Regions from separate parts of the Homo sapiens genome. Here region 2 is linked to region 1. The links are chromatin loops, found by intact Hi-C in ENCODE. Cell type or tissue: Calu3. All regions are shown on one strand. Each heading gives the region's core, and the rest is flanking DNA. Links, peaks and the distances in the headings are about the cores only. Region 1 holds the start of MIR4280HG (MIR4280 host gene). Region 2 overlaps MIR4280HG (MIR4280 host gene).

Region 1 (15,712 bases), core at 6,386-11,385:
TTGCTGTTTTTAATTTTTAAAAATATTAATATTGATAGACATTGAGCAAGGTACACTTCATATAGAGTTTTTATTGAATAATATTTTAGGTTGGAAAAGTAATATAAAGTTTTTGTTCACACTCTCAAAAATTTAGTATCTCTTGCACTAATTTGTCACTTAGGCTATGTGGCTTTACATGTGTTTTTTCAAAATAGATTTAAAAGTTCTTGAAGCTGCTCTATTGTCTTCTGTCTTCATATTTCTCATGTTAAGTAATAAGACATGTCTTGGAGCAAGTGCCATTTAAGACTCCTCTAACTGGTAACTTGAAATTTTTGACATTGCTACTTCATTATCTAGTATAAATGAATAATCTCAGTGTTGCTTTAGTGCCCACTTGTTTCTCATATTAGTAAGTTATTGCAAAACTTAGCATTTGAACAGAATTGGAAAATGAATAATATAGTCAAGTTTTCTGTATCACATATGATATTGCTTTTAAATTCTTATTTTATTAACTCTTATTTTTGAAGAATTGTTTTTTGAATAGCTGTGATTCTTTTTAATTTTTATTTTTTCTTGGATATCTAAATCTTTTAATTTTTCTTCTTTAGGATTTATATACTTCCTTTTTAGGTTATGTTATGATCCTTCTCTCCAACTTAAAAACTTAAAACAATCAAATAAAACAACCATATCTTGTCAGAGTTATGCTGTGATTTGTGTACAAGTAGAAGGCCAGGTGGACAAATGACGGGTACTGTAAAATGAATCCAAAGCTACAAATGCAGCTTTGTTTGCAATGACAAATAGCTCTCTAATGCAACTAATTTAAATATGAAGGCTAGGTTATTGCAATAAGCTAAAAACCATTTAAAATCATTTTTAGGAAAAAAAACCCTCTCCTTGGATGTATGTGGGCTGTATTCTTAGACTTTGAAGATCAGGCTTAGGAGTTAATATTATTTAGTGGTGATTGGGACAGAGTGTCATTTTGTGACACTCCAGGACAAGTAGCCTCAGGGTGTCATGAGATTTCATGCTAGCTTGGTAAAATGAAATAATTCTAAATGACACCTCTGAGCTACTCTGAAAAGTTAGCTTTCTAATGAGAACTTAGCTACTGAAGAAGCACTTGGCTGAGTAACAAATCTCTCTACCTTTGCAAAGAATTTCTTTTTTTTACCCCCTGCTGGCATTTAAACTCAACCATTTACATTTAGGAAATCACCAATATATGTAAAAATGAAAAGGAAGGTAGAGAAGCAGCAGAAAAAGTGTGGTTGAAATAATCATTTAGCTATGATGACCATGCCAAATGTAGGTAATATTTAGAAAAAAAATTTGGATGCCATACACACAGAATTGAGGAAATTAGTTTTTGATATAGATATGTCAGAATTGGTTCTGTGATATAGTGGCAGTTTAAAAGTGTTTTCCCAAGAGAGGACTGTCAGATTCTGCTCTAAAACCAATAGAAAATGACTCAGTCTCAATTATACTTTGTATCCTAATTGCAGAGACCTTTAACATAATGACATAATGAACAATTAACACTCAACAAAGTATCAAAACCAACCACAAAAACTGCTCAAGGACTTTCAGAAAACATTCATTCTTTCAATAAATATTCACTGTAGTCCAAGAGATGTAACGAAGAACAAGACTAATAAGATTCTTACTTTTTCAAAATTACATCCTCATTGGGAGACACAGATGAATGAAGTAAGCACACATATTTATCAACTAATTTCAGATAGTGTTAAGTTCTAAGACGAAAATAAAACAGGGTGATGTGATAGAATGTACCTTGTGTGTGGATGTTGCAGAGAGGGTCAGCTTTAGTCAGGGAAGGCATCCTAGATAAGGAGGTATTTGTGCTAAAACCTGAATGATGAGGACTCCACCACGTCAAGATTTGGAGAAAAGGCATTCCATACAGAGAAACAGCAAGTGCAAAGTCCTTGAGATGGGAAAGAGCATGGTATGTTCAAAAAGAAAAAAGAACACCAGCATGGTGACAACAGAAGGGACAGTGTTGCAGAAGATGAGGTCAGAGTGATAGAGAGGAGACAGATTGGACTTTTGTTCTAAGTACAACAGGAAGCGATTTCAGCATTATAAGGAGAGAAAGGAAAGAATATGCATGATTCAAAATGATCACATTTTCATCTGGATGAAGATTAAATTGCAGAGGGGCAAACTTAGAAGAGGAGAGACAAGTTAGAGGTTTTTGTGGTAGTGCAGGTGTTTGACAATGGTGGTGAGATTAGCATGGTAGTACTGGAAATAGTAATTAGATTCTGGATACACTCTGGGAGTAGGGTCTACATATTGAGGGTTTGGATATAGAGAACAAGGGGAAGAGAGGAATCAAGCATCTCCCCTAGGATTTTGCCTTGAGCTGCTCGTGAAGTGGAAATGCATTTACTGAGAGAAGACTGGGGGAGAACAATTTATAAGGGAGGAAATTAGAAGTTCTACTCCAGGTATGTTAAGTTTAAAATGCCTATTACTTGTCTAAGCGGATCTTGACTACAAAACTGTCTGTAGTCTCAGCAAACGAGTTCTGTGGGCAATCAGCATTATTCTCTTTTTCTTGCCTTCCTGCATATTCGTAGCTTGAGGGAAAAATAGAAAAAAAAAATTCACTTGTTTATTCATTCAACAAATATTTATTAAACCATCTATTCCATAAACATTTATGCTAGGCACTGTTCTAGCAAATGTGGATAGGGGAATAAACAAGTTCTATTTTGTATCAAACTTTTTTTCCTTTTCAGGTTTAGTTTCAAGAGTGTGGGTGAAAAATGGATGACTCATTTCCGTTCTTTACTAGCTGGTCCAAGGCTGGCAGTTTGGTCTCTGTTGCCTCACTCTTCTCTGGTATGCAGTAGAAACATTCAGAAATAGACTTAGTAGCCTGGATATACAATGTCACCTGCCAAAGTCCTTCAATACCATAGTAATGAATAAAAAATGAATGGTACTAATTGATATATATTTCCTCCCATTTATTCATCCTATGTTTTTGTTTTTCTATTGTGTATTATTTTTTAAAGTACCAGAATAAACTAATGTCTTTGAGTTTGTGATGACTAATAGAAACAGTTGGATATAGAAATAATTCAGTTTAAGTCAGCCAAAGAAACACCAAAATGTTTCTGAGTAATTGGTTATTGCAGCCTTCTTAGTATTTCATTAGGGATAAATTGAGGTTTCTGAATCTAAGAAATTACCTGGTGCTTTTCAATACTGATATGATAGATTTTGATACCACTTGCTTAATATAGGAACATTTCCTGTTTTTCTTCTAGAGAACTCTGAATTAAAGAGAGAAGCAGAGATGAAAATAACTTCTCATTTGTGCTTTGAAATATTTCTTGTCCTAATTAAAATTCAGGCAAGCCAAATTTGATACCATAACATAGAGTCAGCCTGACCACTCAGCTTCCCTTAATATTCTGCATCCCCTCACCCTTCTTTAAAACTGGTTCCTCCAGTTTGTATCTGAATGATGCTATCATCACAGTGAGTTGTGCCAAACTCAGATTACTGTATGCTATAGTCATCGTCTGGTTTCCTGTCTAGTGAAGAAGCATTTCATGGTGGTTAATAGCACTGGCTTTAGTCAATTAGGCTAGGATTTGAATTCTGGCACTGCTGTTCATTGGCTGGATGACCTAGGGCAAGACACTTACTCTTTGTATCTCGATTTCCTCATCTGTGTTGATGTGTGAGACTTAAATGAGCTAATGCAGGTAAAGTCCCAAGCACAAGGCCTATCACCAGGTAGGCATTTGTTCATATGCTTAAAACCTATTTGAGTGTCAGGCACTGTTCTGAGCTCTGGGATAAAGCAAGCACAAATTAGACAAACTTCCTGCCTTCATGGTCTTTTTATTTTGGCATTCCATAACCTCAATTCCCTTTCTTATTTTCTTTCTTTCCTGGATGGCTCTGAGCAAAATAGTCATGTAGCAAAAAATGGGCACTTTATCATATTCTTACTCTTGTGTGTGACACAGCTAGTGTATTAGTCCATTTTCATGGTGCTGATAAAGACATACCAGATACTGGGCAATTTACAAAAGAAAGAGGTTTAATGGACTTACATTTCCACATGGCTGGGGAGGCCTCACAATCATGGTGGAAGGCAAGGAGCAAGTCACATCTTAGGTGGATGGCGGCAGGAAAAGAGAGAGAGGACTTGTGCTCTCTCTCCCGTTTTTAAAACTGTCAGATCTCGTGAGACTTACGAGAACAGCAAGGGAAGACCCACCCCATGATTCAGTTATCTCCTACTGGGTCCTTCCCACAACACGTGGGAATTATGGGAGCTACAAGATGAAATTTGGGTGGGGACGTAGAGCCAAACCATATAAGCTAGTGTCCGTGTTGCCCACCCTTGCCCACCAAGCTCCACCCATGCTCCACTTCCCCACCTAGGATGTCTTTCCCAGCAGTGCCTCCCAAGTGGGGCTTCTATGCACAACTTGGTGCCCTGCCCTATCCACACTCACCTGCATACTTTGTATCTTAGTCCCTGCCTTCTCAGTCATGTAAGTCAACTGATACTGAGTTTCTAGTAACTAGTATAGACCAAATATATACCCCTATTGAGAGCTTTGCTTAGTTCCCTAGAAATGAATCTCTAGAAATAGAAGATTGTAATTTGTGGAATATTTGAGAGAGGAGAGGGCTTCAGAGAAGCTGCTGTGTCTGACTGTGATCACTGTGTCGTTTGTTTATTGAACATAGGCTGTAAAACGACTTTCTTCTCTTCCCCATGCTTTTCCATGTTCCTCGCTCTCTCTCTTTTTTCTCTCCTATTTCTCACTTTCCCACGCTTGTGTCACTCACATTACATAAAATATAATATATAGTGAAGCCAACTTAAATACCACATCCTCCTTGAAACCACTCCTTCCCTTTCCACTTGAAAGAAATCTCCGTCCTCTGTACCTCTCTGGCCAGTCTTTCTAGTGTTGTCCACTTACTGGTTATCTTTCCCTCATTTCTCTGCATTCACAAACTTCATTCGAGATAAAACCCAAGTGGGAAGCTGGGAACTGAAGCCAGGTCAGGGCCTTTCAGAGGTCCAGCAAAACTTGGATCTCCCTCCGCTTTCCTCTTCTCCCTTCTCTCCTTTCTTTTCTGGAACACTATTTTTTTTTTTTTAAGCCCAAACCAGGTGTTAATATTATAACATAAGAAAGAGTACTTTTCGAGGTGGGTGGATCACGAGGTCAGGAGATAGAGAACATCCTGGCTAACATGGTGAAACCCCCTCTTTACTAAATATACAAAAAATTAGCTGGGCGCGGTGGCGGTCGCCTGTAGTCCCAGCTACTGGGGAGGCTGAGGCAGGAGAATGGCGTGAACCCGGGAGGCGGAGCTTGCCGTGAGCCGAGATTGCGTCACTGCACTCCAGCCTGGGCGACAGAGCGAGACTCCGTCTCAAAAAAAAACAAAAAACAAAAAACAAAAACGAGTACTTTTAATACAGTAGTAACCTCTTAATATAGTGGGAACCTGCAGGGGATATGTTCTAAGACTCCCAGTGGATGCCTGAAATCAAAGATAGTACAAAGCCCAATATATATACTGGTTGTTGTTGTTGTTGTTGTTGTTGTTTTAGACGGAGGAGTCTCGCTCTGTTGCCCAGGTTGGAGTGCAGTGGCGTGATCTCGGCTCACTGCAACCTCTGCCTCCCAGGTTCAAGCAATTCTCCTGCCTCAGCTTCCCGAGTAGCTGGGACTACAGGCGTGCGCTACCATGTCCAACTAATTTTTATATTTTTAGTAGAGACAGGGTTTCACCATTTTGGCCAGGATGGTCTCGATCTCTTGACCTTGTGATCTGCCCGCCTCAGCCTCCCAAAGTGCTGGGATTACAGGCATAAGCCACCGAACCCGGCCCGTAGTTTTGATATAATAACCCAGATGGCTACTAAGTAACTAACAGGCAGGTAGCATATACAGTGTGGATACACTGGTTAATGGATGATTCATGTCCTGGGTGGGACAGAACAGGCCGGCATGCGATTTCATCACACTATTCAGAATGGTGTGCAATTTTAAATGTATTAATTGTTTATTTCCGGAATTTTCTATTTAAGACTCTTGGACTGTGATACTGAAACCATGGAAAGCAAAACCATGGCTAACAGAGGTCTACTGTACATAAATTACAATGCAATATAATTGTGTTATTTATAAGATTATATGGGGTTATATTTAAAAAGTAATTTATGATATGCAATACGGTATCTGATAATGAGCTATTAAAGTTTGATTATAAATAAGATCTTAAATGTATACCAGAGACTGCATGTATAAACTAATATGGAGAGATTATTGGAAGTTTATTTTGCAGTCTATTGAGTAAGATCCAGGGTGAATGGTTCTTTGGCCCCCATTATACATTCTGTGTGGGCAGTAGTATCAGGTACAGATAAAAATCAGTAACCAAAACATTAGATGGATGAAAAATGAGGGTGATCACAGGAGGATGAGAAGCTACCAGGGTAGAATGCTGGAGAAAGACTGAGATGGTTTTCGGAGATGGTGTTCTTGTTAGCTCAAGGCCTGGGCACAGAGCTTGACTTCTTTGGGTTTCACAGAATCAGGGAGGCAGAGAACCAAGAGACCTAGAAAGATCTTCCCACAGGAAGATTGAATTTTCACCGTGGCAAAGGAAAAGTATCAAAGGAGAGTCCTGCTAAGAACAAAGCAAAGAGATTTAAGAGCTTAACATCTTTGGACGACGTGCTTTGGACCATCCTTGCCCATAATCCTTTTCTTTGAGATCCTATTCCCTATGTAGCACTGGTAATGGGCAGCCCTATGTAACTGGTGACACCCTTACAAGAAAACTGGTCTGCAAAGAGAAGGAAGAGGAAAGAAAAATTGTGCAGAGAGAAGTAGAAGCTAGAAAGCACATGAATCTTGAGAGGTAACTGAGTTGTCTCAGTTCTTCAATGGTTTCAGTTCCCATGACTCATGTTGGTACCATGCTATGGTTTCTGTGGATCTCTAGCATTGTATGAAGCTTCCTCAGCTTATATCCTATAAGTGGGGTCACTGTTTTTTTTTTTTTTTTTTGTCTTGAAAAGAGTCCTGACTAGGACAATAAGTGATATGTTGTTGAAAGTTGATGGCCTCTAGTTGTCTTGGGAACTTAAGCTTAGATACAGGGAGAACTATATTGGTTTTCTCACCCCAGTTAATATAGCCAGAGCTAGTTTTCCATCGCCAGTAGGGAGGAGTGTTTGGACACTTTCAGACAGTTGGGTTGGAGCTAAGATAAGGCAGAAGGAGATAATTTTTTTATGAGTCCTGGATAAATATTGGTGGATGTTTTGTTTAGGGTAAAAGCTAAGTTGCTGAAACAATGGGAACCTTTTAGTACAATGACTTAAATAAGATTAATATTTATGTATCTCTTTTGCTACAGACACAGTAATAGACGAGTTCTTCTCCTTAATGTCAGTTGCATCAGTTGTCCTTGTCTACATGGTCACTAGTACCATGATCATGTTCCAACCCATAGGAATGGGGTAAGGGGAATAGAGAGTGTCACCAAAGATTGAAGTCCAAAGATTTGTCACACACTACTTACAGTCATATATCAAGGGCTGAAACTCGCCATACCTAGCTGCATGGAATGTACTTTCTTAGATTTGTGGCCACACATGCTGCTAAACAACTTTTGGTGTTCGATTATTAAAATAAAGAGTTTCAGGGGACCATTAAGAGAATATCTGTAGCAAGCAGGAGCAGAACTAGAGCAGAGCTCCACAAAGCTTAACACAGTTTGTTTTCTCCTATTCCTCTAGCATTGACTGACTTTTGGGTTTTATCCATTTATTTGTTTACAATTTTAATTTACTTACTTGTTTTATTTGTAATGTGTGTTATTTGTGGTTGAACACTTTGTATTTATAATTCACTAAAAGGTAATCAAAATTTAAAATTAAATGTTTTACTTTTGTATGACCATTAATAGTTTTATTGGGTTTTAGAGCAGTGCCATAAAATTTCTAAAAAAAAAAAAAATAACAGGCGAGTTACTGCTGATCTCGCTCTCTGAATGCACTAGCAAAGAAAGTGTGTTTCACTCTGATAAGCCTCTGTGGACCAAAAATTTCTATTTCAAAGGAGAACGAAATGCCAACTAGTGGCTGCAGGTGGGGGATAAGTGTGGAATATGTGAAACAAATGTTTACAGTTTTTTTAATTATTCAAAAACAGTTGTGTGATAACTCTGCAGGGGGTCATGCTAGGACAGGCATCTATGAAGCACAATAAAGGCAACTAGACAAATCAAAGCATAGGAAGGACTGAGCTGAAAATAATGGAGATATTCATTCCTTTATAAATAATGTGTCCAATAATACCTTAATACTGCATAAAAGCTAGGCATGGTGGTGTGTGCCTGTAGTCCCAGCTACTGTGGAGGCTGAGGTAGGAGGATCACCTGAGCCAGGAAGTCAAGGCTGCAGTGAGCCATGATCACACCACTGCACTGCAGCCTGGAGGACAGAGTGAGACCCTGTCTCAAAAAACAAACAAACCAACTAACTAACTACTTAAAAAATAACCTGACTTTAAAACAGCAAAAATCCCTTGCTTTTCTACATTCGTTTTTTCTAGATTAGGTTTGTGAATAAGGAGCAGAAGAATAAAAATATCTCTGCCTCCAGGGGGTTACTGCCCCATTGTGGATATAAGAAGGCCATGGGATGTTCAGTGGCCTCTACTAGGATATGGCTTACATTAAATAGGACTCAGATAAGAAAGGTTCCTTGGGAGAGGTCAAAAGCGAAGATTCTGGGGGGAGATGGGAAAGAGTGAGGCTGCCGAAGTAAAGGAATGGGAGAATTACTTTAGATACACAGTGTCATTTATCCTTTACACAAATCTGAAAGTTGACTTCTTGGAATTTCTCTGGATCCCCATTCTGTTGCTGCTCAAATATTCAGTACTTTCCTGCCTTCTTGGCCTTGTCTAAGTTGTTGGTTCTGAACTGTTGCTTTGACCTTAGCATTTAGCATCAGTATTTTAAAAGTATTTCTTTTGTAGAAGGCTTCATTAGTTCCAGGCTTAACTTTGGCATTACCTGCAACTGAGCTATCACTGGGCCTGGCCCACTCACACGCCTGACCTTTATTTTCTGCCCAGCTTCACCTTAGATTTTCTAAGGCTGTCTTTCAATCTCTTTTTATTAACTGTTGTGTTCCACGTTTATTTAGCAGCACAAATGGTTATACACTCATTTCCATTGTGCAGAACAGACCTGAAAATGACACAGGAAGTCAAAATAGAAAGATCATTAGGAACTTAAGGTAAGGAATCAGGGTGGAGTGTAGTTCTGAGCAGAGCCTTAAAGGATGAGGTATGTTCAAGACTGAATGACACCTTTGTGATGCTATGGAGTGAAAGCAGTGGAACATGCTGGTGACCGACGGAAACAGTGCTGGGTGAGGAGGAAGGGTTTGGCAGAATGTGCCGAGTTGCCCTAGGTCTGAACCCTGGTTCTTGTCTCCGGATACCTGTGTGAATTTCCTCATTCCAATTTTGGATACCTCCCAGGATGACAGCTTTTCAGCTTCCTTGTTGACAGATTTTCAGGGTCTGTCTTTAGAATGATTAGCAGCTTTTAATATGTAGCCCCAAGTCTATTCTTCCATAGCCTGCACCCATCTTTTGCTCATAAAATATTTGGTATTGACTCTGTATTCCTTTGAGTTTCATTTTTGTTCAGTCTTAAGTAGGAATTACTTGGGTTCAAAGGGTGGGGAAGAAGACCTTCTTTCAGTAGAGAAGTCAAAGACAATCCAATACAGTATTCCCTCCTTATCCAAGAAGGGATATGTTCCAAGACCCCCAGTAAATGTCTAAAACTGAGGATAGTATCAAACCCTCTATATACTATGATTTTTTCCTATACACACATACCCCATGATAAAGTTTAATTTATAATTAGTCAGAGTAAGAGATTAACAATAACTAGTAATATAATAGAACAATTATAACAATATGCCAGCATCACTACTCTTGTGGGTTGGGGCCACTATTAAGTAAAATAAGGGTTACTTGAACACAGGCACTGCAATAGTGTGATAGTTGATTTGATAACAAAGATGGCTACTAAGTGACTAAGGGGCAAGTAGTATATACAGCATGGATACACTGGAGAAAGGATGATTCACATCCCGGGTGAGACAGAGTGGGATGGCACAGGATTTAATCATGCTACTCAGAATGGCACACAATTTAAAACTTGGGAATCATTTATTTCTGGAATTTTCCGTTTAATATTTTCGGACTGTGGTTGACCACAGGTAACTGAAACCATGGAAACTGAAACCACAGATAAGGGGGGACTACTGTACTAAACTTGAAGGGGTCTGAATTCTTGTTGGATAAAGTAAAACAAACACTGAGAAAATAAACTTTAACTGTATAAGACAGCAAAAGAAAAGCAAAGTATGAACCATGAATTGCTTTAAAACACAAACAGCTTTACCATGTAATACCAACCCTCCTTTTCACATTGTGATTTAGTTATTAACTAAATCCTGTTCTTTAGAAAGGTACCACACATTATTTTAGAGCACAACATCCACGTTTTAACCACAGAAGAGCACTAACATGGAACTCTCTGGAAGATGAATATTCCCAAATGTTCAACACATGGCCTGTGAAACCCAGTCCCATATTTATTTTTCATGTTACATTTGCTGATGGAAGTTATATCTGGAGTTAAAAGTATTTGGCAGATTCATAAGGATCCTTTTTAAACTAAAATTTGACAATGTCATTTTAGCATATAATGTCATTCTCACTGTGTGGAGATGTGGGAATGGAAAATATATCTGGGGAAAACACTGACACCTGGAAGGCTTCTGTCAACTTTCAACAAAAGCCTGCAAAAAACTGCAGATCAGATGATATGCAAATGTGTTTCAATTTCATGTACACCAAGTACATCGTATCCTGTTATTTTGACACACATTGGAAAATCATTTGATTACTTATCTTAGAATATTTCTTTCTACATGAATCTTCTCATTAAAATTTTTCTGATAACCTTTTACAATTATTATTTATTAAAATAGCAGTTTAGCTCCGAGATTTCCTGCTCTCAACGTTAGTGCACTTTATGCCTCACTGGTGTTACTTGTCATTTTCAGCTTTATTTACCTTTTTGCTTACTCTCTCCTATTTGATTATGTACTCCTAAAAGACAAGTTTCATGTTCATTTCACTAATTTCCTGTATAAGGTCTTACTTAACATTGGTGCTCAAAGGACCAAATTGTTTTGTGACACAATATATTTTTATTTTGTACTGTGAGCTCCTAGAGGTCAGAAGGGAATATCTCATTCATAACCCCCAGCACCTATTACACTCCTGAGTCTGCAGAGTAACTCAATAAATGATTTTCCTATAAAACAATAGGAATTGCATCCAAATGCTACATTTTGTCTTACAAGCCTATTTGTTTTAGTGCAAGGAATTGTGTTCAGACAAATCACAGGAACCACATGGAATGGTCCCATTGGTTCTCTAATCCCAACAGAGGCAGCTGTATGATGTTGCTAAGGGATCATAAAGCTCCAGAGACAGATCTGGGACAGGTACACAATTTAAATGGAGGCACAGAGGTAGATGCCAAAGAGTAACTATACATTATACTGTTTCCACATTCATGTTTTGGAGAAAAGTGTGATAAAAACAATTTTGTTAACAATTTTTAACTGCAACTACCGCAATTAATTTTAAGCCCCTTCATCATTGTTAGGTAGGGCAGAAGGAAGAGAGTTAAAGGTAATTATTTTTGTGATATTTTGGAAACTGTATGCAGTGGGTTGAGGGTGCCAACTGCCACATAGTTGAATCCACAGATGAGTGAGAAAACTACGCCAATGAGTTGTTACCGATAGGTCAAATAGCCTAATATGGTGGAAAATTGCAGAAAAGATTGCAAAAAAAAAAAAAAAAAAGTAAAAACAAACTAAAAAACTTTGATAATATAGAAGAAGCTGTTTGAAATAAATAAAGCAATGTAATTCTTAGTTTTGTGTTTAATCAAAACTCCTGCAAGGATCTTGTTGACTTACTACATATATCAACTAAACCTGTCCTGATTTGTGGGCAATTGATTGTTTGGGTCCTAGTTAGAGGTAGAATTAATAGCCATGTAACAGAACTTCTAAACATCTTTGTTAATGCTAAGAGAAAAAAGCACATGATTCTATTTTGCGTAAAACCAGTGGCTGATTTTTAAGAAAGAAGGAGGTGGCTTCTCGAAAATGAATCAGAGAAGTGAGATCTTTATATAAAAGTAAACTAAATTTGGTATAAAAAGAAAATAACTTGTAGAAACAGATGCATGATAAGAAGAGAGCATAATAAGGCATCCCAAGATTTCAAAAGGAAATTATTTTACTTAATTTGTTTTAAAATTAGCTTAAATTTGTTTCAGATTTTGGGGGAGTGGGAGGTTAATTTTCAGGATATCTTTTTAAATAATCATAGGTGGTTGTTTAGATTCTATGAAGAAACAGACTTTTTTTTTTTTTTTTTTTTTTTTTTGAGACGGAGTCTCACCCTGTTGCGCAGGCTGGAGTGCAATGGCACAATCTTGGCTCACTGCAACCTCCGCCTCCCAGGTTCAAACGATTCTCCTGCCTCAGCCTCCCAAGTAGCTGGGAATATGGGCGCCCGCCACCATGCCCAACTATTTTTTTGTATTTTTAGTAGAGACGTGGTTTCACCATGTTGGCCAGGATGGTCTCAAACTCTTGACCTTGTGATCTGCCCGCCTCGGCCTCCCAAAGTGCTGGGATTACAAGTGTGAGCCACCATGCCTGACTGAAGAAACAGTTTTAAAGTTCCATCTGAATTTTGATAGAAGTAATATCTATATTCTTGAGAAAATATCAACATTACATGGCAAAAGAGAGTCAGTAGTATATATAAAATGAGTGTGGTATGATTCTATAGGTGTGTAAGTGATGGCACCCTAATGTATTATCAGTGAGTGGCATACCTGTGTGTAGTGAACAGGTAAGGGTACCTGAACAGCTTCATGTAGAGAACTGCAGTAGGGTGAGGGAAAAGAGAGAGGAGAAGTAATTTTGCTTCTGTTCCTCATATCAATGTTATAATTTCTTAGTATCTATATAATGTGTAACTATTTTGTGATAAGCTTCACTCCCCTTATTCTCTTTTTATCTTTTTTCAGTTCTGATAAAATATATGACAAAAATGTGAGTAATATTTTTGTGCCTCTATTGCTTAATAATGATGAACTACTAATCCGGTTAATTCTATATCTCATGCCAACTGTCCACTTACTCAGAAGATCAGGAGGCTGGAGGCCCTGTCATTGGAGAGTCTGATTCAATCAGGTATGAGTATGCCTATGGAATCCATTATTTGATAAGCTCCTCAGATGGGCGTGACAGCCAGCCAGCATTTTGAGTCCTAAACTAAAAAGTTCTTTCTTTTTAATATCTCCATCACCCTTTCTCTGCAACTCATACAGGAGGCACAGTAATCCTTCCCCTGAGATTAATTTATCATCTCAGCAATGACCTAATCAATGTATTACCTCTTTCATTTTATATTTGAATTTTAAGATAGACTCCAAGGTGTTAAAATATAGCATCAGTTCTCTTTTGAGATCCCACCATTTCCAGAATTATCTAAGAATCCATGTGGAGTAATTCACTCAGTCCAAAAGGTTCAGTCCACTTCCCAAGGCCAGCTGGGGAGAATAGTGGAGAATTTAATCCATTTGCTTCTGGCAGACACTAGTAGTTGATGGATGCTTGCAGTTGTGCTCTTAGTGGCCAGATCCTTGCCTAGGGGCCAAGCTTCACACTTAGACTTTCTGGTTAGAACTCCCTTTATTTCACAAGTTTGCCAAAACAATGATGGTCCTGAGGGCTTCTAGACTAATTTTTTTGTGCATGTATATGACATAATCAGTTTTTTCTCAAAAGTCTATAGATCCTTACAATAATCCTATCACTTCAGCTCAGACTACCCTTTCATTGCGGTGAGTTGAGGTCCTCACTAGGCAGCACAATTCTCAAACTTTACCTTCCTATTAAAATCACCTGAAGGACGTATTAAACACAGGTTGCTGGGCTCCAACCTCTGAGTTTCTTACTCATAGTTGCTATGAACTGAACTGTGCCACCCACATATATATGTTGAAGTTCTAACCCCCGGTGCCTTAGAATGTATTTGGAGATAGGGCCTTTAAAGAGTAAGGTTAAATGAGGTTACAAGGGTGGTGCCCTAATCCTACATAACTGATGTCCTTATAAGAAGAGGAAGAGACACCACTAGATACATGCACACAGGGCAAAGGCCATGGGAGGACACAGCAGGGCAGAGACTCATCATCTGCAAGCCAAGGAGAAGTCGAATTTGCTGACACTTGATCTTGGGCTTTTAGCTTCCATAATTGTGAGACAATAAATTTATATTGTTTAAGCCAGCCAGTCTGTTGTATTTTGTTATGGCAACCTTAGCAGACTTATACAGTTGGATTGGGGTGGGCTCATGAATTTTCCTTTCTAACAAGTCCCCAGATGATGCTGATATGGCTGGTCTGGGGAGCACCCTTTGTGAATTACTGGGCTGGGAAATCTTCGTCAGGCCCACTTTGTTTTGTTTTGCGCATGTATATGACAGAATCAGTTTTTTCTCAAAAGTCTATAGACACTTTGTTTCATCCGAAGACCCTTGATGATCAGGAGGTAGGATTTTTATCCTTACGTTGAACTACTCAAAGTTAAAAAAGGCTCGGTTATGCTAGTGTCCATGACAGGGGGTGCATATTCACCTTACATCTGGTAACTAAAAGGCACATTGGAATAACTGCTTCTTGTTTCCACATACACAGAGAAGTTCTGGAAGTAGATTTTCCTATATTTTTTTCTTTAAAGTTATATCTTACCAGCAACTACTTTATATTAAAATACGGGATAACAGAACTGAGATACAAAAAAGAAAAATAAATCTCAATAATCTGACAGTAAGTACAATTCAGTGTAATTCAACAAATTGAATTGCTAGCAGATAATAATAACTGAGTTAACATGTTTCCTCTTCCATTTTATATTGGCATCTTACACTAGACTCCAATGTGTTAAAATACAACAAACTTTATGAATCTTAAGAATCACATGATGTCTTTGTTAAAAATACGGAGTCCTGAGCTACATTCCTACAGATTTTGATTCATTAGTTTGAGTGAATTTGGGAATCTTTATTTGTTATAAGGGCTTTTGGAGATTCTAATGCCGGTGGTCTGAATACCACCACTACATGAGAAACATGGACTTTGAGGAATAAGTAATGTGGGGATATTAATTTTTTGTATAAACAAATCAGCTGGGCATGGTGGTGCCTGCCTGTAGTCCCAGTTACTCAGGAGGCTGAGGTCGGAGGATCGTTTGAGCCCAGGAGTTCGAGGCTGGAGTGCAGTGGTGCAATCACGGCACACTGCAGCCTCAAACTCCTCGGTTCAAGCAATCCTCCCACCTCAGCCTCCTGAGTAGATTTTTTTTCCAAAAAAAAAAAAATAGAGGACATATTAGAAGATGTGGCTTTAAGTCCTACCCACCAATTATGACAATGCTGAACTGGGACAGCCTCCCTAGGTAAGATTTAGGACATGGAAGTGCAGAACATATCTTTGT
Region 2 (15,712 bases), core at 4,988-9,987, 67 kb after region 1:
TACTAGACCAATGTTTTTTTGGCCCAAAGGAGGCTAGTGCAGAATCAGACGAGGTTTTGAAGTGATCTAAAGATCTTGGATCACCTGGGTCCTGGTCATTTCAAGGCTATAGAATCTTAATGTAAATTGGAGAGATATAATTATTGAAAATAAATCTGGGTCTACTCTAATATTGACTTAGACTCATTTCAAAGTCCTAACATGATCTTCAGCCTTCCTTTCAGAGAAACTAATTCTCTAAATATGTATTCCTAGACCCACTATCATTGTCTTTGTACTGAATGATTATTGACAGTTTTTTGGATTTCTAGAGACCTCTCCTGACAGAGAAATATCCTGGTCCCTAGGAAGCATTCTCTGTGATTTTGGTTGGTAAGTATGGAGTGTTTCAGTTTCACATTTTCCATTGGTAACATCTGCTTTTCTCATATGCATTAGTTATATAGAAAAGATCTCTAGAGGATGTCAAATGCCCTTATTCCTTTCCTGTATATTCTTTAAAGTATATTTTCAAACTTCCCTACTAATTAAATTCTTCCTTTTCCCTTTCCTGTTTAAAATTCTCATTGTGTTATGCAAAATGGAGGCCTTGATTTTAGGGAAATGGGTCACATTATCATTTACTTCTTGAATTGTCAAAATAGGAAGTGATTCCACCAAATAAGAAAAGAAACATGCATAAAAGTTGTGATCTTTTTGAAAATATCAGCAAAATTTAGTACTCAGTAGGGGTTGGAGGTGGTAGAGAGGTGGGAAGGAGACCAGAACACAGAAGGCTGTTACTTACATGGAGATGCTTGATCTTTGCCTACTAATTGAAAAAATCATGATCCATGTAACCCAAAATGAAGATGACAACCTAGATATTTTATCAGTTTCATGGTCCACTCAATTCATTTACAGTTGAAATGTTTTGAAAACCTCCTAAAAGTGGAGCTGGATCATTTTTCCTTCCCACATTTGCTGCCTAATGTGCTATCTACAGTTCTGATGGGTTTTCACAACCGTCCAACTTTAGGGTGTTCAGCCATGTTTCTCCAAATAGTCTAAGGGTTCATGTTCACTGGTCAGGACTGTGTTTTCTTATAATCTTTATCAGACATTTAAAAGGAAGATCCTCCATTAAAAGGCCATGACAAAATTTTAAGTTTCAGGATCTGAATAAAATTGTTGTTGCATATGAATGAATGTTCTTTAGAAATAATTCAACCACATGTCAATCAGAATATGCCTAAAGGGAAACTTCTTTAAATTTAGTTTTGAGAAACAGAACTGACATGATGTCATTTTAATAACAGATTGCATTTTAGCCTTAACAATCATGTAAGGAATTAGCAAAATCCTAGTGAATTTCATTTTGATATATAGAATACATCAATGATATCTGGTTAGAAAGCTAGCTGAGTATACAAACATGCCATCATTCCAAGTATTTATAATAATAATGATATGCTTCTAAATTATTTTTAAATTTTTAATTTTAAACTATAAATTTTTGCCAGGCACAGTGGCTCATGACTATAATCCCAGCACTTTGGGAGGCCAAGGCAGGTGGATCACCTGAGGTTAGGAGTTCGAGACCAGCCTGGCCAATATGGTGAAACCCTGTTTCTACAAAAAATACAAAAATTAGCCGGGTGTGGTGGGGGGCGCCTGTAGTCCCAGCTGCTCGGGAGGCTGAGGCAGGAGAATGGCGTGAATCCAGGAGGCGGAGCTTGCAGTGAGCCGAGATTGCGCCACTGCACTCCAGCCTAGGTGACAGAGCGAGACTTCGTCTCAAAAAACTCCTTTCATCTGCTGGGCGCGGTGGCTCACGCCTGTAATCCTAGCACTTTGGGAGGCCAATGTGGGTGGATCACGAGGTCAGGAGATCAAGACCATCTTGGCTAACATGATGAAACCCCGTCTCTACTAAAAAATACAAAAAATTAGCCGGGCGTGGTCGTGGGCGCCTGTAGTCCCAGCTACTCGGGAGGCTGAGGCAGGAGAATGGCCTGAACCCAGGAGGCAGAGCTTGCAGTGAGCCGAGATCACACCACTGCACTCCAGCCTGGGCGACAGAGTGAGACTCTGTCTCAAAAAAAATAAAAAATCCTTTCATCTGTTGCTTGACACCTATGATGGTATCTTATCTTGGCTATTGTAAATAGTGCTGTAATAAACACGGGGGTGCAGATGTCTCTTGTGACACAGTAATTTCCTTTTCTTTAGATAAATGCACAGTAGTGGGATTGCTATATCATATGGAAATTCTATTTGTAGTTTTTTGAGGAACCTCCTTACTATTCTCCATAGTAGCTGTACTAGTTTACTTCACACCAGCAGTGTGTTGAGTTCCCTTTTCTCCACATTCTCGCCAGCATTTGTTATTTTTTGTTTTTGATAATAGCCATTCTAACTGGGGTGAGATGATACACCACAACATTATTGTGGTTTTGATTTGCATTTTCCTGATTAGTGATGTTAAGCATTTTATCAAACATTTGTTCCCCATTTGCATGTCTTCTTTTGAGAAATGTCTGTTCAGATTAATTGGTCATTCTTTTTCTGCCATTGAGATGTCTGAGTTCCTTGTATATTTTGTATATTAATTCCCTGTTGGATGAGTAGTTTGCAAATATTTTCTCCCATTCCATGGGTTGTCTTTTCACTCAACTGATTTTTTTCTTCTGTGGAGAAGCCTCTTAGTTTAATATAATCCCATTTGTTTATTTCTTGCTTTTGTTGCCCGTGCTCTAATAAAATCTTTTTTCAGACTCATGTCTTGAAGCATTTCATTTATGTTTTCTTCCAGTAGTTTTACTGTTTTAAGTCTTACATTTAGGTCTTTGATCAATTTAGGGTTTATTTTTGGATATGGGGAGAAGTAGGGAACTAGTTTCATTCATCTGTATATAGATAGTTTTCCCAGCACCATTTATTTAAGAGAACGTCCTTTCCCCAATGAGTATTCTTGGCACCCCTGTCAAAAATCAGTCGGCTGTAGATATATGGTTTAATTAATTTTGGGGGTCTTTATTCTGTTCTATTGGTCTCTGTGTTTTTCTGCCAGTGCCATGCTGGTTTTGTTACTTCAGCATTGTAGTATATTTTGAGGTCTGGTAGTGTGATATCTCCTTCTTTGTTCTGTTTGCTCAGGGTTGCTTTGGCTATTCAGTCTTTTGTGCTTCTGTACAAGTTTTAGGGATTTTTTTCTATTTCTATGAAGAATGTCATTGACATTTTGATAGGAATTGAATTAAATCTATAGATTGTTTTGGTTAGTATTGTCATTTAACAATATTAGTCCTTCTGATCCTTGAGCGTGGGATGCCTTTCTATTTGTTTGTATCCTCTTCAATTTCTCTCATCAGTGTTTTTCAGTTTTCCTTGTAGAGGTCTTTCACCTCCTTGGTTAAATTTATTCCTAGGTATTTTATTTTATTTTTTGGTAGCTATTGTAAATGGCACTGCCTTCTTGATTTCTTTTTCAGCTAGTTCTTTATTTACGTATAGAAAGATTTCTTTGAATATTAATTTTGAATTTTGTTTTTTGAATATTAATTTTGTATCCTGCAAATTTATTGAATTTGCTTATCAGTTCTAAGAGGGTTTTTTTGTAGAGTCTTTAGGTTTTGCTATATATATGATACGTTGCCTGCAAACAGGAAGAATTCGACTTCCTCCTTTCAAATTCGATGCTCTTTATTTCTCTCTCTTGCCTAATTGCTCTGGCTAGGACTTCCAGTATATGCTAAGAGTGATAAGAGTAGGCATCATTGTCTACTCCCATTTCTTAGGGGAAAAGCTTTTAGCTTTTTGTCATTGAATAATATGTTGCTGTACCAGATGTGGTTGCATTGCTTGAGCAAATTAACACATCTCCTGTTACCTGGTATGCAGCCATTGACTTGCAAATGCCTTCTTCTCCATTCCTGTCCATAAGGCCCACCAGAAGCAATTTGCCTTCAGCTGGCAAGGCCAGCAATATACTTTTACTATCCTACCTCAGGGGTATATCAACTCTCTGGCTTTGTGTCATAATCTTATTTGGAGAGATGTTGATGGCTTTTTGCTTCCTCAAGATATCACACTGGTCCATTAGATTGATGGCATTATGCTGATTGGATTCAGTGAGCAAGAAGTAGCAAACACACTAGACTTATTGGTGAGACATTTGGCTGCCAGAGGATGAGAAATAAATCCAACTAAAATACAGGGATTTACCTCAGTAAAATGTCTAGGGGTCCAGTGGTGTGGGGCCTGTCAAAATATTCCTTCTAAGGTGAAGGATAAGTTGCTGCATTTGGCCCCTCCTAAAACTAAGAAAGAGGCACAATGTCTAGTGGGTCTATTTGGATTTTGGAGGCAACACATGCCTCATCTGCGTGTGTTACTCCGGCCCATTTATCAAGTGACCCAAAAGGCTGCCAGTTTTGAGTGGGGTCCGGAACAGGAGAAGGCTCTGCAACAGGTCCATGCTGCTGTGCAAGCTGCTCTGCTACTTGGGGCATATGACCCAGCAGACCCAATGGTGCTTGAGGTGTCAGTGGCAGATAGGGATGCTGTTTGGAGCCTTTGGCAGGCCTCCATCGGTGAATTACAGGGGAGGCCTCTAAAATTTTGGAGCAAGGCCCTGCCATCTTCTGCAGATAACTACTCTCCTTTTGACACACAGCTATTGGTCTGTTACTGGGCTTTGGTGGAAACCGAATGTTTGACTATGGATCATCAAGTCACCATGCAACCTGAACTACCTATCATGAACTGGGTGCTTTCTGACCTATCTAGCCATAAAGTGGGTCATGCACAGCAGCATTCCATCATCAAATGAAAGTATACTTGATCGGGCTTGAGAAGGTCCTGAAGGCACAAATAAGTTACATGAAGAAGTGGCTCAAATGCCCATGGTCTCCACTCCTGCCACCCTGCCTCCTCTCCCCTAGCCTGCACCAGTGGCTTCATGGGGAGTTCCCTATGATTAGTTGACAGAGGAAGAGAAGACTAAGGCCTGGTTCACAGATGATTCTGCATGATATGCAGGCACTACCTGAAAGTAGACCACTGCATTACAACCCTTTTCTAGGACATCCCTGAAGGACAGCAGTGAAGGGAAATCTTCCCAGTGGGCAGAATTTCGAGCAGTGCACCTGGTTGTGTACTTTGCCTGGAAGGAGAAATGTCCAGATGTGCGATTATATACTGATTCATTGGCTGTAGCCAGTGGTTTGGCTGTATGGTCAGGGACTTGGAAGAAGTATGATTGGAAAATTGGTGACAAAGAAATTTGGGGAAGAGGTAAGTGGATGGACCTTTCTGAGTGATTGAAAACTGAAGATATTTGTATCTCATGTGAGTGCTCACCAATGGGTGACCTTGGCGGAGGAGGATTTCAATAATCAAGTGGATAGGATGACCTGTTCTGTGGACATCACTCAGCCTCTTTCCCCAGCCACCTCTCTTATTCCCCAGTGGACCCATGAACTATGTGGTCATGGTGGCAAGGATGGAGGTTACACATGGGCTCAGCAACATGGACTTCCACTCACCAAGGCTGACCTGGCTACCGCCACTGCTGAGTGCCCAATTTGCCAGCAGCGGATACCAACACTGAACCCTCGATATGGCGCCATTCCTCAGAGTGATCAGCCAGCTACCTGGTGGCAGGTTGATTATATTGGATCTCTTCCATCATAGCAAGGGCAGAGGTTTGTCCTCACTGGAACAGACACTTACTCTGGATATGGGTTTGCCTATCCTGCATGCAATGTTTCTGCCAAGACTCCATCCATGGATTCATGGAATGCATTATCTGTTGTGGGAAGTCAGGGACCCTGAATAGAGGGACTGGGTGAAGCCACAGCAGAAGAACATAAATTGTGAAGATTTCATGGACATTTATTAATTCCCTAAATTAATACTTTTATAATTTCTTATGCCTGTCTTTACTGCAGTCTCTGAACATAAATTGTGAAGATTTCATGGACATTTCTGACTTCTCAATCAATACTCTTATAATTTCCTATGCCTGTCTTTACTTTAATCTCTTAATCCCATCATCTTTGTAAAGTAAGGATGTATGTCACCTCAGGACCCTGTGATGATTATGTTATCTGTATAAGTTGTTTGTAAAACATGCGTGTTTGAACAATATGAAATCTGGGCATCCTAAAAGAACAGGATAACAGTGATTTTCAGGGAACAAGGGAAATAACCATAAAGTCTGACTGCCTGCGGGGCGGGGCGGGGCAGAACAGAGTCATATTTCTCTTCTTGCAAAAGCGAATAAGAGAAATATCACTGAATTCTTTTTCTCAGCAAGGAACAGCCCTGGGAAAAGAATGCACTCCCACTGACAGGCCCCTAAAATGGCCGCTCTGGGAGTGTCTGTCTTATGCAGTTGTAGATAAGGGATGAAATGTACCCTGGTCTCCTACAGCACCCCCAGGCTTGTTAGGATTGGGAAATTCCAGCCTGGCGAAATTCTAGTCAGACTGGTTCTCTGCTCTTGAACCCTGTTTCCTGTTAAGATGTTTATCAATGACAATGCATGCACAGTGGGACAGGGTACCTTATCAGTAATTCTAATTTTGCCCTGGCCTTCTGACCTTGCCCTGCCCATTTGCCTTGTGATATTTTGTTGCCCTTGAAGCATGTGATTTCTGTGACCCACACCCTATTCGTACACCCCTCCCCTTTTGAAATCCATAATAAAAACTTGCTGGTTTTGTGGCTCAGGGGGCATCACAGAATCTGCCGACATGTGACATCTCCCCCGGACACTCAGCTTTAAAATTTCTCTCTTTTGTACTCTTTCCCTTTATTTCTCAGACCAGCTGACACTTAGGGAAAATAGAAAAGAACCTATGTTGAAATATTGGGGGCTGGTTCCCCCGATACTTATCCACTATCATGGTATTCCACACAGCATTGCCTCTGACCAAGACACTCACTTTACAGCTAAAGAAGTGCAGCAGTGGGCTCATGCTCATGGAATTCACTGGTTTTACCATGTTCCTCATCATCCTGAAACAGCTAGATTGACAGAACAGTGGAATGGCCTTTTGAAGTCACAATTACAGTGCCAACAGTGTACAGTGACATTACTTTGCAGGGCTGGGGCAAAGTTCTCCAGAAGGCCGTGTATGCTCTGAATTAGTGTCCAGTATATGGTACTGTTTCTCCCATAGACAGGATTCATGGGTCCAGGAATCAAGGGCTGCAAGTGGAAGTGGCACCACTCACCATCACCCCTAGTGTTCCAATAGCAAAATTTTTGTTTCATGTTCCTGTGACATTACATTCTGCTGGCCTATAGGTCTTAGTTCCAGATGGAGGAATAGTGCCACCAGGAGACAAAACAATGATTCCATTAAACTGGTAGTTAAAGATTGCCACCTGGACACTTTGGGATCCTCCTACCTTTAAGTCAACAGGCTAAAAAGGGAGTTACACTGTTGGCTGGGGTGACTGACCCAGATCATCAAGATGAAATCAGTCTACTGCTCCAAAACAGAGGTAAGGAAGAGTATACATGGAATACAGGAGATCCATTAGGGCATCTCTTAGTATTACCATGCCCTGTGTTTAAGGTCAACGGGAAACTACAATAACTCAATCCAGGAAGGACTACAAATGGTCCAGACCCCTCAGGAATGAAGGTTTGGGTCACTATACCAGGAAAAAAATATGACCTGCTGAGGTGCTTGCTGAAGGCAAAGGGAATGCAGAATGGGTAGTAGAAGAAGATAGTTATCAATACCTGCTAGAACCACATGACCAGCTGCAGAAATGAGGACTGTAACTGTCATGAGTATTTCCTCCTTTTGTTAAAATCATGTTTGTAGATGTATACAGCTGTACTAAGAAAATATCTTCATTTTATTTCCTTTGACTTCATCATGTGACATAAGATTTATTGATTTCATTTCAGAATTGAAGTATTGTTAACTTTACATAATAGTATTTGAGTTGGGGGATTGGTGTGTTTCCGGTTGTACTAAAGATAGTTGTATTATGTTAGGCCTAATTATGACCTTATTATTTTCTTTATTTAAAGATTATGTATGATTTCAGGAGATGTGTATGAGATGTGTATGAGTGTCAACTTGATTGGATTGAAGGATGCAAAGTATTGATCCTGGGTGTGTCTGTGAGGGTGTTGTCAAAGGAGATTAACATTTGAGTCAGTGGGCTGGGGAAGGCAGACCCACCCTTAATCTTGTGGGCACAATGTAATCAGCTGCCAGTGAATATAAAGCAGGCAGAAAAATATGAAAAAGTGAGACTGGCCTAGCTTCCCAGCCTACATCTTTCTCCTGTGCTGGATGCTTCCTGCCCTTGAATACAGGAATCTAGGCACCCGGCTGACTTACTCTTTTAATATCTGCATGATATTCGGTTTTGTGGAAGCACAAGCCTTCTGCTGATGATATTCATAGTGGTTCTAAAGTATCGCCACCACAACTAATGGGCAGTAGGGCATTTTCAGAGTAATTATTTTAATTTTTAAGATATATGGTACTAAAATGGCTGTCATAAAAGGATAAAATTTATTTAAAAAATGATTTTCCTGTGGGACTGTTCTTCAGACACTTATTTCTCTCTGTTGATGAGCATGTTTGCTTAAATATTATTATAAGTCCTTCTGAAAACATAAATGCAAGATGCTTATTCTTTATTAACTATCATTTATGAAAGAATAATATTAGAAAACATTTCTAAGATTGAGTTCCTAAAAAAAGTTTTGTTGAGCATGGCTTAGTGTTTTGTAAATGCAACTATTTGGAATTCATATTTTTATTTTTCATGATTTATCCCACTATTTTTCTCACTTTAGAAATTATGTTAAGGCTACTATTAGAGAAGAAAAACCTGAAGAGAAGTTAGATTTTCAGGAATGAAAATGTGGAATGCTAAACAGTTTAGTAGCATTTAGTCTACATCTTTCAAATTTTAAATAGCTCTTCATATTTTATTTAACCACATGACATGTATTCAAGTTGGATGAATGTGCCAGATGCTAAATTTATACTTAACTGAAAAATTACCCAGTAGCAATTTAGAATTCAGCAGACTTCATCATATTAGTAACTTTTTATTATTTGTATGAATTAGCTCATGCTTCTCATCCTAAGTGTCATGGCTTCTCTACGATTGAGGCTCAGTCTGTAACTATTCTCTGTTTTCAATTGGTCATTTAATCAAAATTTAAGCTTTTATTCCTAATCTTTCATGGATTATTTTAGTGACTATAAATAATGCTATTTTATCTTTTCCTTTTTAAAATCATATCAATTTAAAGCACTTAGTCTTAAATTAAATTAAGGGAGACATATTTGGATTGATATAAATGGACTAGACATTTATACATGCAAATTGGCTAACTATACTTCTAACATTCATTTATTTCTGTATCTGGCCTAGAATGTGGAAAAAGATGTAGGAGTAATTATCTCAAATGTTTTAAAAAGTTGGATTATATTGGAACAGTGTCTGACAAACCTGGAGAAGACAATGCAATTGACATTGATTGACACAATCTCCACTTTGAAAATAACCAGCCAATCTGCTTAACAGAAATTACAAAGGAATACTGTTTAAATCCCATATTTTTTAAAGGACATCCAATTTTATTATTGTAAACTTTAAAAATAAATGTTCTTTTAGAAAATGGAAAACAAGCATAATAAAATATGGCAATTTCACCAGAGGAAAATTATAGTCACCAAATTTGGACATGTACTGGAACATTTTTCTGAACAAAATGAACTCTGTTAAACTTGACAAAGGTAGGGTGAGAGCACATAGACTTATTGAGGAAAGATACTAGCAAAATCGTTTGCAATATTAAAAAAACTGAATATATCAATAATAAATTTTAAAAATTTAGTCATTAAAAGGCTTATATATGGATTTCCATAAGCTTCAGACTTAATCCTCCACACACTTGAAAGTAATAATACTAAACTTCTTAGCAATAGTTTTATCTTCTGCTCCTTGCTTCTAATACTTGTTTAAAAAATTGATTTTTCAACATACTTCTGCTATTTTTAATCATCCAACAATTATAAATATTTATTATGTGCTAATTCCCAAATGCTGTATACTTGCAGCACTCAAGCTAGATTTACTTTTTGCTGTGGGGCAGTAAATGAAAAATTTCAATTCAATATTAATTGAAGTGCAACAAAATACTTGTTGATTTTTTTTTAATTTAAAAGGTGTGACTGTTCTGTCCTTCTACTAACCTCTTACTAATCAGTCTCTACCCTGATAAAAATCACATACTCTTTTTGAATTGCAGTTGCATCATGTAAAAATTTTGGAACACTAATAATCAAATGGTAGGCAGAACTGATGTTGAAAAGCATTCTTTCTTTACAAACACATTGAATTACAGAAAACGAATTACCATTTTATAGCTGTATAAAATCACATAGCTGAGTTTCAAAACAAGAAAGTCAAATCTCTAGGAGCTGGAAATAAAGTGGAAACAAGCAATGGCAAGTGGGAATTGAAACTGTGTGGCCCATTATGGTAAATGCTTTAGAGGCTAGGACTTTGATGGCAACACAAAAACAGGATTTAAAGTTACAGACCATGTACTAGAGGGGCTATTCCTCAGCTCGTTGCACAAAACCAGGAGCTGCAAACATACATCCCATTGGAAACACTCGTCCTTTTTATTCCACGGAAGGGCATAAATTATGGTCACTCGTCCTGCACCATGCATGAAAATACTACTATCAAGAAGCCTTTGACTTTTATGATACTTTTGGAACCCCTCAGTGAAAAAACTAGGTAAAATATGCTCTGTAGCTATGAATACTGTATCTCTTAACAGAGCCAACAATAAAATTGTCCCAAAGAAAATGCAGTATCTCTACAGAAGACCAATTACCATGGGGACGTGCTCTTTCACTCATGAATGAGAAACTACTGTGGGTCTTCCTCTCTTGACAAAACAACTAGAAAACAGGAAAAATAGCTGAAAAACCTATTTTCAGAAATTGTTTAACAGGAATCACAGGACTAGGATTCCTAATAGAAGGGAAGCATATAAAATGAAATCTATAGTTGCCCTTAGCTTTCTGCCTAGAATTTCTAGACTGCAGTGAAGGGAGGAGAAATACAAACAAAGCCGTATAGTCTTAATGGGTTGAAAAAACCAAGACCAGAGATCAAGAAGGTGAGGTGGCTAGAATTTGCTGCTAAGATTTCCAGAGAACAAGTTGCTATGCACAAAAAGTGCTCCAGAAATCTATATAATAAGGTCCTTGAATCTTTGGCTGAATACAAATCAGTGAACATAAAGGTAGAACTTTATTAAGTCAGGTAAAGAAAAACTACCTGGGAGAGAAAAATTAGTGGAGAACCAGAAGCTGAATAACTCACAGAACTTACACAGGGCTAGGAATTATCTGAGTTCCTACTAGCCAAAGTGGAGCGATATCACTGAATATGTAATGCAGTCAATAGAAATCCCAGAAAGGTCATGCCTTAGTAGTGGGGGCTAAGTTACCTCAGTGTAAAGGTAATTCTAGACCCACTCTAAAAAAGCTTTAGAATACGCCTGAAAAATATGCTGATCTGCAAGTAATTTAAATGCCTGCCAGAACAAAGTCCAACATTACTTAAATGAAATTCAGCACTTACCAACATAAAATTAATGTCTGACATTCAAAGAAGAATTACTAGACATTTGAAGAAAGCTGGAAAATATGATCCTTAACCAGAAGAAAAATCTGTCACTAAAAACAGACACAGAAATGAGAATGATCATGGAATTAGCAGGCAAGGCTTTAAAACTATTTTATACATGAACACACATAGAATATGAATATAAAAGTATTAAATATTCTCGATGATGTAAAGAAAAATGTAAACATAATGACAGAACCAAATAGAACTTCTAGAGATGAAACTTTTATAGGATGGAACGATCTGCAGGTTAGACATTGAAGAAGCAAAGATTAAAGATTTTGAAGACAAAATAATATAAATATTAAAAGTGAAACAAAAATGACTGAAAAGAAAAATGAACAGAGGCTCAGTGAACTATGGGAGAGCAGTCACATGCACGCACCTGCACACGTGCACACACACACACACACTTGAAGTCCCAGAAAAAGAGGGGAAAAGAAAATATGTAAACACATAGTGGACAAAAAATAACCAAAAATGATGAAAACTAAATGCCCACAGATGTAAGAAGCTCAAAGAAACTCAAGCAGGATAAATTCACAGATGCTTACAACAAAACACATTATAAATTGTCCAAAACTAGTAATAAAGAGAAAATATTAAAGACCAGAAGAAAAAATAAAAACACATTTAGTCACAGAGGAACAAAGAAAAGAATGATTGTGTGATTCTCACTAGAAACTGATCAAGCCAAGTTACACAGAAATGATATATAAGTGTGAAGGGTGGGTAAGCAGGATATAGAACTCTATATCCAGTAAAAAGATTTTTCAGAGGGAGTTGTCAAGATGGCCAAATAGGAACATATTGGGTCTGCAGCTCCCAGCATGATCGACACAGAAGACGGGTGATTTCTGCATTTCCAACTGAGGTACCTGGTTCATCTCATTGGGACTGGTTGGACAGTGGGTGCAGCCCATGGAGGGTGAGCTGAAGCAGGTCGGGGTGTTGTCTCACCCAGAAAGTGCAAAGGGTCAGAGGATTTCTCTTTCCTAGCCAAGGGAAGCCATGACAGACTACCTGGAAAAATAGGACACTCCCGCCCAAATACTGGACTTTTCCCAAGGTATTAGAAGCTGGCAGACAAGGTGATTCTCTCCTGTGCCTGGCTCGGCAGGTCCCACGCCCATGGAACCTTGCTCATTGCTAGTGCAACAGTCTGAGATCGATCTGTGAGGCGGCAGCCTGGCTGGGGGAGGGGCGTCCACTATTGCTGAGGCTCGAATAGGTAAACAAAGTGGCTGGGAAGCTCAAACTGGGCAGAGCCCACCACAGCTCAACAAGATCTACTGCCTCTAGACTCCACCTCTGTGTGCAGGGTGCAGCTGAACAAAAGGCAGCAGACAACTTCTGCAGACTTAAACATCCCTGACTGACAGCTCTGAAGAGAGCAGTGGTTCTCCCAGCACAGCATTTGAGCTCTGAGAATGGACAGACTGTCTCCTCAAGTGGGTCCCTGACCCACTTGAGACACCTCCCAGTATGGGCCAACAGACACCTCATATAGGTGGCTGCCTCTCTTGGATGAAGCTTCCAGAGGAAGGATCAGGCAGCAGTATTTGCTGTTCTGCAGCCTCCGCTGGTGATACCCAGGCAAACAGGGTCTGGAGTGCAATTCCAGTAAACTCCAACAGACCTGCAGCTGAGGGACCTGACTGTTAGAAGGAAAACTAACAAACAGAAAAGAATAGCATGAACATCAACAAAAAGTTCATCTATACCAAAACCCCACCTGTAGGTCACCAACATCAAAGACCAAAGGTAGATAAAATGACAAAGATGGGGAGAAATCAGAGCAGAAAAGCTGAAAATTCTAAAAATCAGAGTGTGTCTTCTCCTCCAATGGATCACAGCTCCTTGCCAGCAACAGAACAAAGCTGGATGGAGAATGACTTTGACGAGTTCACAGAAGTAGGCTTCAGAAGGTCTGTAATAACAAACTTCTGAGCTAAAGGAGGATGTTCGAACCCATCACAAAGAAGCTAAAAACCTTGAAAAAAGATTAGATGGATGGCTAACTAGAATAAACAGTGTAGAGAAGTCCTTAAATGACCTGATGGAGCTGAAAACCATGGCATGAGAACTTCGTGATGCATGCACAGGCTTCAATAGCCGATTTGATCAAGTGGAAGAAAGGGTATCAGTGACTGAAGATCAAATTAATGAAATACAGCGAGAAGACAAAGTTAGAGAAAAAAGAGTAAAAAGAAATGAACAAAGACTCCAAGAAATAAGGGACTGTGTGAAAAGACCAAATGTATGTTTGATTGGTGTACCTGAAAGTGACAGGGAGAATGGAATCAAGTTGGAAAACACTCTTCAGAATATTTTCCAGGAGAACTTCCCAATCTAGCAAGGCAGGCCAATATTCAAATTCAGGAAATACAGAGAACACCACAAAGATATTCCTCGAGAAGAGCAACTCCAAGACATATAATTGTCAAATTCACCAAAGTTGAAATGAAGGAAAAAGTGTTAAGGGCAGCCAGAGAGAAAGGTCGAGTTACCCCCAAAGGAAAGCCCATCAGGCTAACAGCAGATCTCTTGGCAGAAACCCTACAAGCCAGAAGAGAGTGGGGGCCAATATTCAACATTCTTAAAGAAAAGAGTTTTCAACCCAGAATTTCATATCCAGCCATTTAAGCTTCATAAATGAGGGAGAAATAAAATCCTTTACAGACAAGCAAATGCTGAGAGATTTTGTCACCACCAGTCCTGCCTTATAAGAGCTCCTGAAGGAAGCACTAAACATGGAAAGGAACAACTGGTACCAGCCACTGCAAAAACATGCCCAATTGTAAAGACCATCGATGCTATAAAGAAGCTGCATCAATTAACGGGCAAAATAACCAGTGAAAATCATAATGACAGGATCAAATTAACACATAACAATATTAACCTTAAATGTAAATGGGCTAAGTGACCCAATTAAAAGACAGACTGGCAACTTGGATGAAGAGTCAAGACCCATCAGTGTACTGTATTCAGGAGACCCATCTCACGTGCAAAGATGCACATAGGCTAAAAAAAAGGGGATGGAGGAAGATCTACCAAGCAAATGGAAAACAAAACAAACAAACAAAAAAGCAGGGGTTGCAATCCTAGTCTCTGATGAAACAGACTTTAACTCAACAAAGATCAAAAGAGACAAAGAAGGCCATTACATAATGCTAAAGGGATCAACTCAACAAGAAGAGCTAACTATCCTAAATATATATGCACCCAGATTCATAAAGGAAGTCCTTAGAGACCTACAAAGAGACTTAGACTCCCACACAATAATAATGGGAGATTTTAACACCCCACTGCCAATATTAGACAGATCAATGAGATAGAAGGTTAACAAGGATATCCAGGACCTAAACACAGCTCTGCAACAAGCAGATATAATAGACATCTACTGAACTCTTCACCCCACATCAACAGAATATACATTCTTCTGAGCACCACATCACACTTATTCTAAAATTGACCACGTGATTGGAAGTAAAGCACTCCTCAGAAAATGTGAAAGAACGGAAATCATAACAGTCTCTCAGACCACAGTGCAATCAAATTAGAACTCAGGATTAAGAAACTCACTCAAAACCGCACAACTACATAGAAACTGAACAACTTGCTCCTGGATGACTATTGGGTAAATAACGAAATTAAGGCAGAAATAAAGATGTTTTTTGAAACCAGTGAGAACAAAGACACAACATACCAGAATCTCTGGGTCACATTTAAAGTAGTGTGTAGAGGGAAATTTATATCACTAAACCCCACAAGAGAAAGCAGGAAAGATCTAAAATCTACATTCTAACATCACAATTAAAAGAACTACAGAAGCAAGAGCAAACAAATTCAAAAGCTAGCAGAAGGCAAGAAATAACTAAGATCAGAGCAGAACAGAAAGAGATAGAGACACAAAAAAACCTTCAAAAAATCAATGAATCCAGAAGCTGTTTTTTTGAAAAGATCAACAAAAATAATAGACCACTAGCAAGACTAACAAAGAAGAAAAGAGAGAAGTATCAAATAGACA

What was found. A loop is a pair of places that touch in the nucleus more often than their neighbours do. Peaks named below come from ENCODE experiments on the same cell type or tissue, not always from the same donor. Only the 100,000 strongest peaks of a DNase experiment are listed, where the experiment ranks them.
Region 2: it touches region 1 in a loop (5-fold over the local background); 1 of 110 quality-filtered maps calls a loop at or near these places.

Annotation. Positions count from the first base shown.
Region 1 is chr5:87,108,580-87,124,291 of GRCh38, reverse strand. It overlaps MIR4280HG (MIR4280 host gene), which reads left to right and starts at 2,097. Exons shown (of 2, transcript NR_186582.1): 1 at 2,097-2,471. It overlaps MIR4280 (microRNA 4280), which reads left to right and starts at 9,338; the gene lies at 9,338-9,413. LOC101929380 (a long non-coding RNA gene) reads right to left here and starts at 4,144. Exons shown (of 4, transcript NR_105018.1): 1 at 4,098-4,144. RefSeq lists an enhancer at 6,652-6,751. In Calu3, for the core only: no CTCF peak of the experiment used is centred there; DNase peaks (open chromatin) are centred at 9,481 and 10,230.
Region 2 is chr5:87,039,910-87,055,621 of GRCh38, reverse strand. It overlaps MIR4280HG (MIR4280 host gene), which reads left to right. Exons shown (of 2, transcript NR_186582.1): 2 at 4,658-6,716. LOC645261 (PP565) reads left to right here. Exons shown (of 3, transcript NR_188227.1): 2 at 312-372; 3 at 4,658-6,716. Among named protein-coding and RNA genes, the nearest start is that of MIR4280, 67 kb to the left of the region's middle. In Calu3, for the core only: a CTCF peak has its summit at 7,226; DNase peaks (open chromatin) are centred at 6,431 and 7,241.